2 separate regions of the Homo sapiens genome follow, and region 1 is linked to region 2. Evidence: read pairs that join two places in POLR2A ChIA-PET (ENCODE). Cell type or tissue: MCF 10A. All regions are shown on one strand. Links, peaks and the distances in the headings refer to the core of each region. The heading gives the core; the rest is flanking DNA.

Evidence for each region. ChIA-PET counts read pairs that join two places held together with the same protein. Peaks named below come from ENCODE experiments on the same cell type or tissue, not always from the same donor. Only the 100,000 strongest peaks of a DNase experiment are listed, where the experiment ranks them.
Region 1: POLR2A ChIA-PET joins it to region 2 with 5 read pairs; 1 of 35 experiments calls an interaction of 5 or more read pairs at or near these places.

The regions. Positions count from the first base shown.
Region 1 is chrX:8,081,736-8,086,134 of GRCh38, forward strand. The region is part of intron 1 of LOC107985675 (a long non-coding RNA gene); the gene reads left to right. Among named protein-coding and RNA genes, the nearest start is that of MIR651, 43 kb to the right of the region's middle. In MCF 10A, for the core only: no CTCF peak of the experiment used is centred there; a DNase peak (open chromatin) is centred at 2,516.
Region 2 is chrX:9,378,150-9,382,548 of GRCh38, forward strand. No RefSeq gene overlaps it. Among named protein-coding and RNA genes, the nearest start is that of TBL1X, 85 kb to the right of the region's middle. In MCF 10A, for the core only: no CTCF peak of the experiment used is centred there; DNase peaks (open chromatin) are centred at 1,012 and 1,952.

The DNA.
Region 1 (4,399 bases), core at 274-4,273, 1.3 Mb before region 2:
CATGAGACAGTTTGCTGTTGATATTGTTGTACTTACAGCTTAACCGTAGCTAGCTAGCTAGAGACATAGATACGTTTTATATGTATATGTATCAGCATATGTCAATATTTATACATATGTAACCATAATATGTAACCATTATATATGTGTAGCTATAACTGATAGAACATATTTTAATATATTTTGTATAGATGTCAATCTCTCATTTTTACATATAAAATTTAGTTTGGAACTAGTATGGTCAGGCCAAAACAGACTTAAGTTTCTTTTAGTATTAAAGATTACCAGCTGGGCACAGTGGCTCATGCCTGTAATCCCAGCACTTTGGGAGGCCGAGGCGGGCAGATCACCTGAGGTCGGGAGTTTGAGACCAGCCTGACCTACATGGAGAAACCCTGTCTCTACTAGAAGTACAAAATTAGCCAGATGTGGTGGCACCTGCCTATAATCCCAGCTACTCAGGAGGCTGAGTCAGGAGAATTGCTCGAACCCAGGAGGTGGAGGTTGTGTTGAGCCAAGATCGCGCCATTGCACTCCAGCCTGGGCAACAAGAGCAAAACTGTGTCTCAAAAAAAAAAAAAAAAAAAGATTGCCGTAACTTGTACATATTTTATTTCAGATCATATGAAGGATCAGATTTGCTGGTGAATATTTATTGAATGCAATCAAATTAATATTAATGCAAAATAATGATTATGTCTTTTAATATAGACTCCAAATTCTTGGACTTCAGAGTCAGGAAAAAAAGACCTTTTAAATTCCAAGTTTATAGGAAAAAATAACATTGCAGACACATCAAAGATTGGTAATTTGTTAACCTGAGTAAATTCTTTCTGCTTCTCAAGGATCAAAAACCCATACACTTCTCCAAAAACATGAGCTTCAGCTTCACCAGTCTTGTCAGCTCTTTAAGCAAAGAAATGCTGCTTCCTTCCTCTCCAGTTTCATAAGGGATTTAATAGCTGTTCTTATGACCTGCACCCCATTCTCATATATAACATTTTCTAATTCAAAGATTCTGGTAGACGTTTCTCTCTACCTGCATGTTCTAGAAGCTCATCTATGTGCTTTGAAAATCTACACACTCTGCCCCTGTGCTTCACATTTTGCAAACATAATTATGTAGAAAGAAAAGAGGACTCTTTATTTTTCAGGCCATAAGTCTCCAATATAACTCACACTTAAGAGGGGCTTCTCAGATTAGAATTCTCTCAAATGGGCTCTTGTCACCAATTTTACAGGACAGCTAATGAAAACATCCTAGTAATTTTCAGAACAAATAAAGAAAGCAAATGAATACCCTGTCAATGTTCTAATTGAATAGTTCCAACTGCGCCTGTATCTCTGGGCCATTCAGACTTTCCCAGTTGGACTTTTGTTTCTGTTCCCCCCCCCCCTCCCCCACTCTTGTAGAGATTCAATGCCCACCACACACAGGGTTTCTTTGCTGTCTGCCCGTAGGGTGGGTCTTCACAGTACGGACTTTGATCTGGCAAGGACTGGAAAATAAAAGCTTCTATCAAAGGTGACTTTACCTAGAGTGAGCTTCCTTTTACAGTAGAAGAATAACTGCCCTTTGTTATGAACAAAACTCAGAATGAAAAATAGCTGTCACCTCCAACTCTGCACACTTGGAGGCTTTTTCTGAGAAATGATGTTCTTCTTAGTCTACTCCTAAAGACAGTGACAAGCAGCTGGGAAAGTGTACATTATTCATCGTTCCGCCTTCCTCACTGGAAGGAACGTGGGTGTAGGATAAATAACATTATTCCCAGTGTCTAGGCCAATTTGGGATGCTTTGCATATTTTATTAATCCCCTGCTATTGAGAAAGATAATTCATTTGGACTCATGAGCACTGAACTATGAAAAGCCAAGATTTTCCTTTTGTTGGAAATTTTCTGGTATGTCAAAGAAACAAAGTAATAGAACTAAAGACATCATATATCCAGGAGGGTTGGATTCAGGTCTCAATTTATTTGAAGAAAGATTAGACAAGTATCAACTACAGTATTGTTGTTTTTTTCAGCAAACGTTTAAAAATAAGTGTGCCCCTTTAGGCTGTTGGGGTTCTTTGGGAATGCTATAATGGTTCAATTCAGGAAGGAGCAACTAATGAGACCCTGTAGTTCTCCGCACCCCAACCCCCGCCCCAGTTCCCGAATATTTGCAATTAGTTAATCTTCCCTACAGGAAACCAAAAGTTTAATGATTCCTTACAGGTAATTCGGCATGGGGCATGAGTGAAAAGGTGAGTTGAAATGAAGCACAAAATAGAAAACAGTGGATTCCCAGAAAATCCCACCACAGGCAAGGCACACAGCAGCATCCCACATCCCCAGGATGGGAGGAGTTACCAGGTTAATGTGTTTCTCGGGTCTATTTTTGTAACAGCAGCCCGCCATACTCAGCATGCATTCCACCTCTGAAATATAATTACCAGGATGTGAAAAATGATAGAATTCACTGAAATGATAATATAGCATCTGTTAAGATAACTTTTGGCAGGGTTCCCAGCTTTTCGTTACTTAAGAAAAATAATGATGTGTTAGTCACTGTGAGAAAAAGAAAACTCTGAGAAAATGTTAATAATGCCTACAGTGGAAACCATCATATGCATCTGAGAATATCCAGTGACGAATTTTTTTGGCCTTTATCAGTTATTGCTTGTTCCTCTAAGGAACAATTTTACAGTGGACAAAAAAAAAAAAAAAAAAAAAAAAGCTTTCTTGAGTACCTAGTGCCTAGTTCACTGTTAGCCAGTAAATACCTTTATGGTTGATTCCTTATCATGTAGGGATACAACTCAGGGAAATCAATAAAAAGAATTTAAAAACTGGCAAAATTATATATTTTAAAGTAATGTGTACATAAAGGGCACAGTGGAATTAAACTAGGGGCTAAGAATAGGTAGGTAAATTTTCAAAATGTTGCTGATGTGTGGGGATCTGTCTACACCAACTCAAGATGTTAAGTTTCTATTATCATGCACTGAATGACATGGCTCTTTCATCTTTTCTTCGAAAATGTTTAGGATTACCACATACAATGCAGGATGCCCAGTGAAATTTGAACTCCAGATAAACTGGACACACATTTACCAAAGAGAGATCTGTCATTTACCTGAATTTTAAATTACTGTGACATTCTCTGTTTTTACTTGTGAAATCTGGTAACTCTGGAAGTGTTGCATATTTATACGTATATGAAGCTTTTTGGTCAATAAAAACAAAGGAAGTTGAATGATAGCACAGCCTATCAACTGCCCAACATGCCAGAAAACAGTACGATGTAATGTTTGGGAGAAAAAAAAAAACATCATATAAGGTTGGGAAACCGTGTATACTTTATTCTGTCCTTGATGATTCCAAATTCAACTTAGTATATTAAAATCTCTTAAGAATCCCTACACTGGGAAAACTTTAATAAGCTGTCTTTAGCCCAGAATTGTATAACACTATTTTGCTAGAAACTAGAGAACCAAGTTCATTTGGGAGAGGGTGAACAGTACTTCTTCTGTGTGTCTGTGTGTGTGTACATAATATACCTCTAGGAAATATTAGGAAATATGAATTTGAAGATTATAATTTCTGCACAGTTAATTTCAGCATAGCATTGAAAAATACTGCATTTTATTTCTATTTAACCAAGTGTCTTCTGAAATATCTTAGCATTTATTATTGGTGAAAGGGAAGGAATTATTTCATCTACCTTTTGAGTTATTCTCAGGACTCATGCAAAATAACAATATTATTTTAAAATATTTTACTGGTAAATATTGGACCTTTACTGAAGATCATGCACAATATCTACAGTGAGAAATATTACTATTGATAAATTAGGCAACCTTGAAGGTGATTCAAAATAGCAAGAAAGTGTCAACTTGAAGACTCAGCTCAACCTTGCAATTTCACTAGTGCCTTAGACTTTTTGGTATTATCATCTACACCTGTATATGTGCTGTATAATTCCAAGATGTTGTAAATAAGTTTGCTCAAATAGCTTTCTCTACTTCTTCAGTGGGGTTTGAAGTTCAACAATTCTGAGCGTATCCTGTCTGGTTTCATTTTTGATGCTATAGTAGTTAAGGATTTGAATTCTGATTCTGACCTACATTCACAATTTGGTTTTGACATGTGTTTGCTATGTGACCTTGAGCAACATATAAGATTGCTCTAACCCTTCAGCTCATCTGTGAATGAGCTGTATATAATAATGATACCTCTTCTCAGAGGCTTCTGTGAGGGTTCAGTGAAAAAAATACATGTAAAGCATTTAGCCTTAATAAAAAGACAGTATCATTATTATTGTGTTGCTAATTACTACTTTATTTTTGCTTGTGATGTTGCTGCTGCAGTTGGAGCTGTAGCAATTCAAACACTCTGTGGGAACAGCACTTT
Region 2 (4,399 bases), core at 266-4,265:
AAGTGGCTTAAAACAACCATAATCATGTATTCCATCTCACATTTCTTTGGGTCAGGAATCCAGGCAGAGCACAGAATGGATGACATTCTTGATTAATGATATCTGGCACTTCAACTGGCAGACTAAATGGGGACTGGAAGCATCTGAAGACGATGTGCTGGAGGATCCAGGGCTGGTAAGCTGGTATTGGCTGTTGGAGGGAGGCCTCTGTTCCTGTGGGCCCCTCCGTAGGACTGCTTGGGCATCCTCACAACATGCTGTCTGGTTCTCCCAGATGAGTGATACAAGACACCAAAAAGGAACCTGAAATGCCTGTGATGGCCTCAGAAGTCACCCACCATCATGTCCTTAATATTCTATTGGTCACAAAGGTCAACCATATTCAACATGGGAGGAGACTATGCAAGAGTGTTGTCTTAGTCTGCTCAGGCTGCCATAACAAAATACCATAAAACTGGATGGCTTATAGCTCACCGTGCTGGGGGCTGGGAAGTCCAAGATCAAGATGTCAGCCAATTCATTTCCTGGTGAGGGCTCTCCTCCTGGTTTGCAGAGGGCTACCTTCTTACAGAATTCTCACATGACACAGAGATAAAGGAGAGAGGGCTGCTCTCTTCTTCTTCTCATAAGAGCATTAATCCTGTCAGAGGGCTCTACCCTTATGAACTCATCTATCCTTTATTATTTCCCAAAGCCTCACCTTCAAATACCATCACATTATGGATTAGGGGTTCAACATATGAATGTAAGGGGCAATCAAGCTTTTAGTCCACAGCGGATGTGAATACAGGAGGTGAGGATCATTGGAGACTATCTTGAACACTTGCTACCACAGGCAACAAAACACAGCAAAGAGTCTTTTGGCATAGTGGTATGGCATGGCAGGTATAGTACAGTATACTACAGTACAGCGTAGTACTGTGTAACGTACACTGTCAAACCACATCATTTGGGTTCACATCCAAGCCACTCATTTACTCTGCAGCCTAAAGCAAATTGCTCAATCCTTTTGTGTGCCCCAGTTTCAACATATTTAAAATGTAGTAGATTAGATCATTGTTAGGCAAGTACTCATTCCTGACACCACTTCCTCCCAACCTTCGTGGAAGGAGTATACTTACCCACTCCATCCGTGTTGGCTTGACACTATAAGTTGCTTCGAACTCATGCTGGGCAGAGTGTACATCCCCATCTCTTTATTTGAGGCTCAGCAATGTGCCTCACTATGGCCAATATGAGAAGATGAGACACAAGTGGAAGCTTGAAACGAATTGTGCAGTTTTGCTTTCCCTCTTGAACGTCTCCCATGACTATGGGAAAGAAACAGCTGCAGTTTGCCTGCTAGTTTAAGGAGAAAGATGCCTGGAGCAAACCTGAATCCAGTGTGCAGCTTGGAGCTATGTGCAGATAAGCTCAGACTAAATCTTGCTGGCTCTCAGCCAAGCTGTGGCCACATTGGGGAGATTAAATGATTGCTGTGTTCAGCCATAGAAATTGTTTGGGGATGCTTCTTATATGGCATTATTGAGGTGCTAGCTGACTGACAGAGATATCAATGATAGAACCTATTTCATAGGGTTGTGAGGATTGCATGAGATAATGTATGTAGCACATTTAAAGCACTGTCTGGTGCTGGAGCTTGTTCACAGAGCCTTTGAACTTCCTCTCGGAATATGCAGTTGCCCCTCCAGCCTCCTCTGCAGGGCTGCTTTCCCTGGCCCACGCACTCCACAATGTTCCAGACTTCCTTGTCCTTCACTGTACTCAGCTTCATCCTCTCATGCCTTTCCACACCTTTCCAGGTGTTAAGTAGCTGATCTAATTCATCCATGTTAGCACAATAGTGGGAAAATGCTACCTCCACCTTACCGCCTCCGCCCTTCCTGGAAACAAGTGGTTTGTTATTTTTGTTTGTTTTAAACATTTATTGGAGTCAAAGGCTCCTTTTGTCTCATCCTGGGGAATGAGTCATGATGAACAACTCAGACAAGGGATGAGGGGATGGGCAGGCTGTTACAAGCTGGGTAGCAGAGGAAGGCTTCTGTGAACGGGAGAACAATTTCTCTGAAAAACCAGGTAGAGCTTTGAGGCAACCCAGACCTTCAGAGCATGCAGGGCTCATTCAAATCACCCACAGCCCAGCTCTCCACCTGTGCTCAGGGCCAACCCCGTCACTCCCCGCGCATGCAGGTGGCCATTGTTGAGAGCACTAACTGATACCCCAAACCTCACCCGAGGAGCCACAGGAAAACTCTTATAAAGGGGTCAAGGGAATGGAAGATGCTGCACTGGCCTGAGCTACAGGAACCTCCAACCTCGTGACCAGAGGAGGCAGCAGGGGTGGGACCCCTCAGGTATGGCTTGCATGGAGACCAGCCAGGACAGGATTTCTCACCCTTGGCACTGCAGACACTGGGGGCCAGCTTACTATTTGCTGTGAGGGCTGTCCTGCGCATGTAGGATGTTAAGCAGCATCCTTGACTCCATCCTCTATATGCCAGTAGTACCTCCCCTACTCCCCACAGCTGTGACAATCAGCGATGTCTACAGATATTGTCGAGTATTCTCTGAGGGACGAGGGTCAAAATACCCTCAGTTGAGAACCGCTGAGCTAGAGGCATGGAGCCAGAACTGAGATCACAACTATTCTGTCAACAAACACTTCCTAAGCACCTATCATTTGCTAAGCCCTGTGCTAGAATCTGAGAGTACAGGGATACTAAGGGGGAAAGACCTGTAAATAATGAATAGTAATATCACGTGGTTACTCTCCCATAATCAAGTGGGAGGCAGGCAAGGATTCAATCTGCTTGGGACAGAAAGAGTCAGGAACCACAGCCAGAGTGGGCACAGACGCCCTAACATGCTTCCCTTCACACCTTCCTCTGGCAGCACTGCACACTGGGGAATGCCTGCTCCCTCCTCCTCCTCTACAGCAATTTATGCATAATCAGAGCCCCTCACTTCAGAAGATCCCAGATATACGGTCAAGTAATCCTGTGTGGGGCATGAGATCTGTGCACCAGTTTTTGAATCACTGCTGGAAGTGCTCCTCCCGCTCTAGGATTTCAGGTCTACTTGTCCTCTTTGCCCCTACATCTCTCCGATGCCTTTAAAAACATGACTTTGGGGCCAGTCACAGTGGCTCACACCTGTAATCCCAGCGCTTTGGGAGGCCTAGGTGGGCAGATCACCTGAGGTCAGGAGTTCAAGACCAGCCTGGCCAACATGATGAAATCCCATCTCTAATAAAAATACAAAAAAAAGAAAGAAAGAAAGAAAAAAGAAAGAAAGAAAATTAGCCACGTGTGGCAGTGGGTGCCTGCAATCCCAGCTACTCAGGAGGCTGAGGCAGGAAGATCCCTTGAACCCGGGAGTGGGAGGTTACAGTGAGCCGAGATCACACTACTGCACTCCAGCCTGGGCTACAGAGTGAGTTCTGTCTCAAAAAAATAAAATAAAAATAAATAAAAATACAAACATGACTTTGTCTAATTTGTCCATTTTGTTCTAGTTGTAGAAGCAGCAGCCTGCCCCTAACCCAAAGCAGAAATCAATGTTTTTTCCATCTCCCCGGCTGCCTCTCACAGGCAACCAGTGCTGGGAAGCTCTGTTGAAGGAAATGCGTGGGCCAGGGGCTCTCCAAATGTGGCTCCCAGCCAGCAAGTCAGCCTCACTACAAACTTGTTAGAAATGCACATTCCTAGATCTATTGAATGAGAAGCACTAAAGGCTTTCAGGTGATTGTGGCGCATGTTCAAGTTTTTCATTGGCAGTCTGGTGCGGTGGTTCATGCCTGTAATCCCAACACTTTGGGAGGCTGAGGCAGGTGGGTCACAAGGTCAAGAGATCGAGACAATCCTGGCCAAAGTGGTGAAACCCCGTCTCTACTAAAAATACAAAATTAGCTGGGCGTGGTGGCGTGCGCCTGTAGTCCTAGCTGCTCGGGAGGCTGAGGCAGGAGAATCGCTCGCTTGAACCCAGGAGGCGGAGGTTGCAGTGAGCTGGAGATCTCACCACTGCACTCCAGCCTGGTGACAGGGCAAGAGTCCGTCTCAAAAAAAAAAAAAAAAGTTTTTGATTGGCTGCTAGAGGGGCTGTTCTCTGGCTCTATTCAGTTATCACAGGCTCTGCTTACCTCTGCTCTAAGCCCCAGCCTGCCTGTGTTCAACCCACTCACCCATGGCTCTTGACGGGTCTTGCTAAGTGGGAGTGCATGCATCCTTGGAAAGCTCTGGCCTCCCAGGTGCGGCCGCCTCACTGTGATCTTGGCCCACTTCCCTCTCATAGCCCAGGTTCAATGTCTAGGCTCCCACTTGGTTTTCTATTTTGTACTCAAGTTCTGGACATGGGGGTTGCCCCACCCAGGCACTCTTGATGAGAACTTCCAGCATTGTCT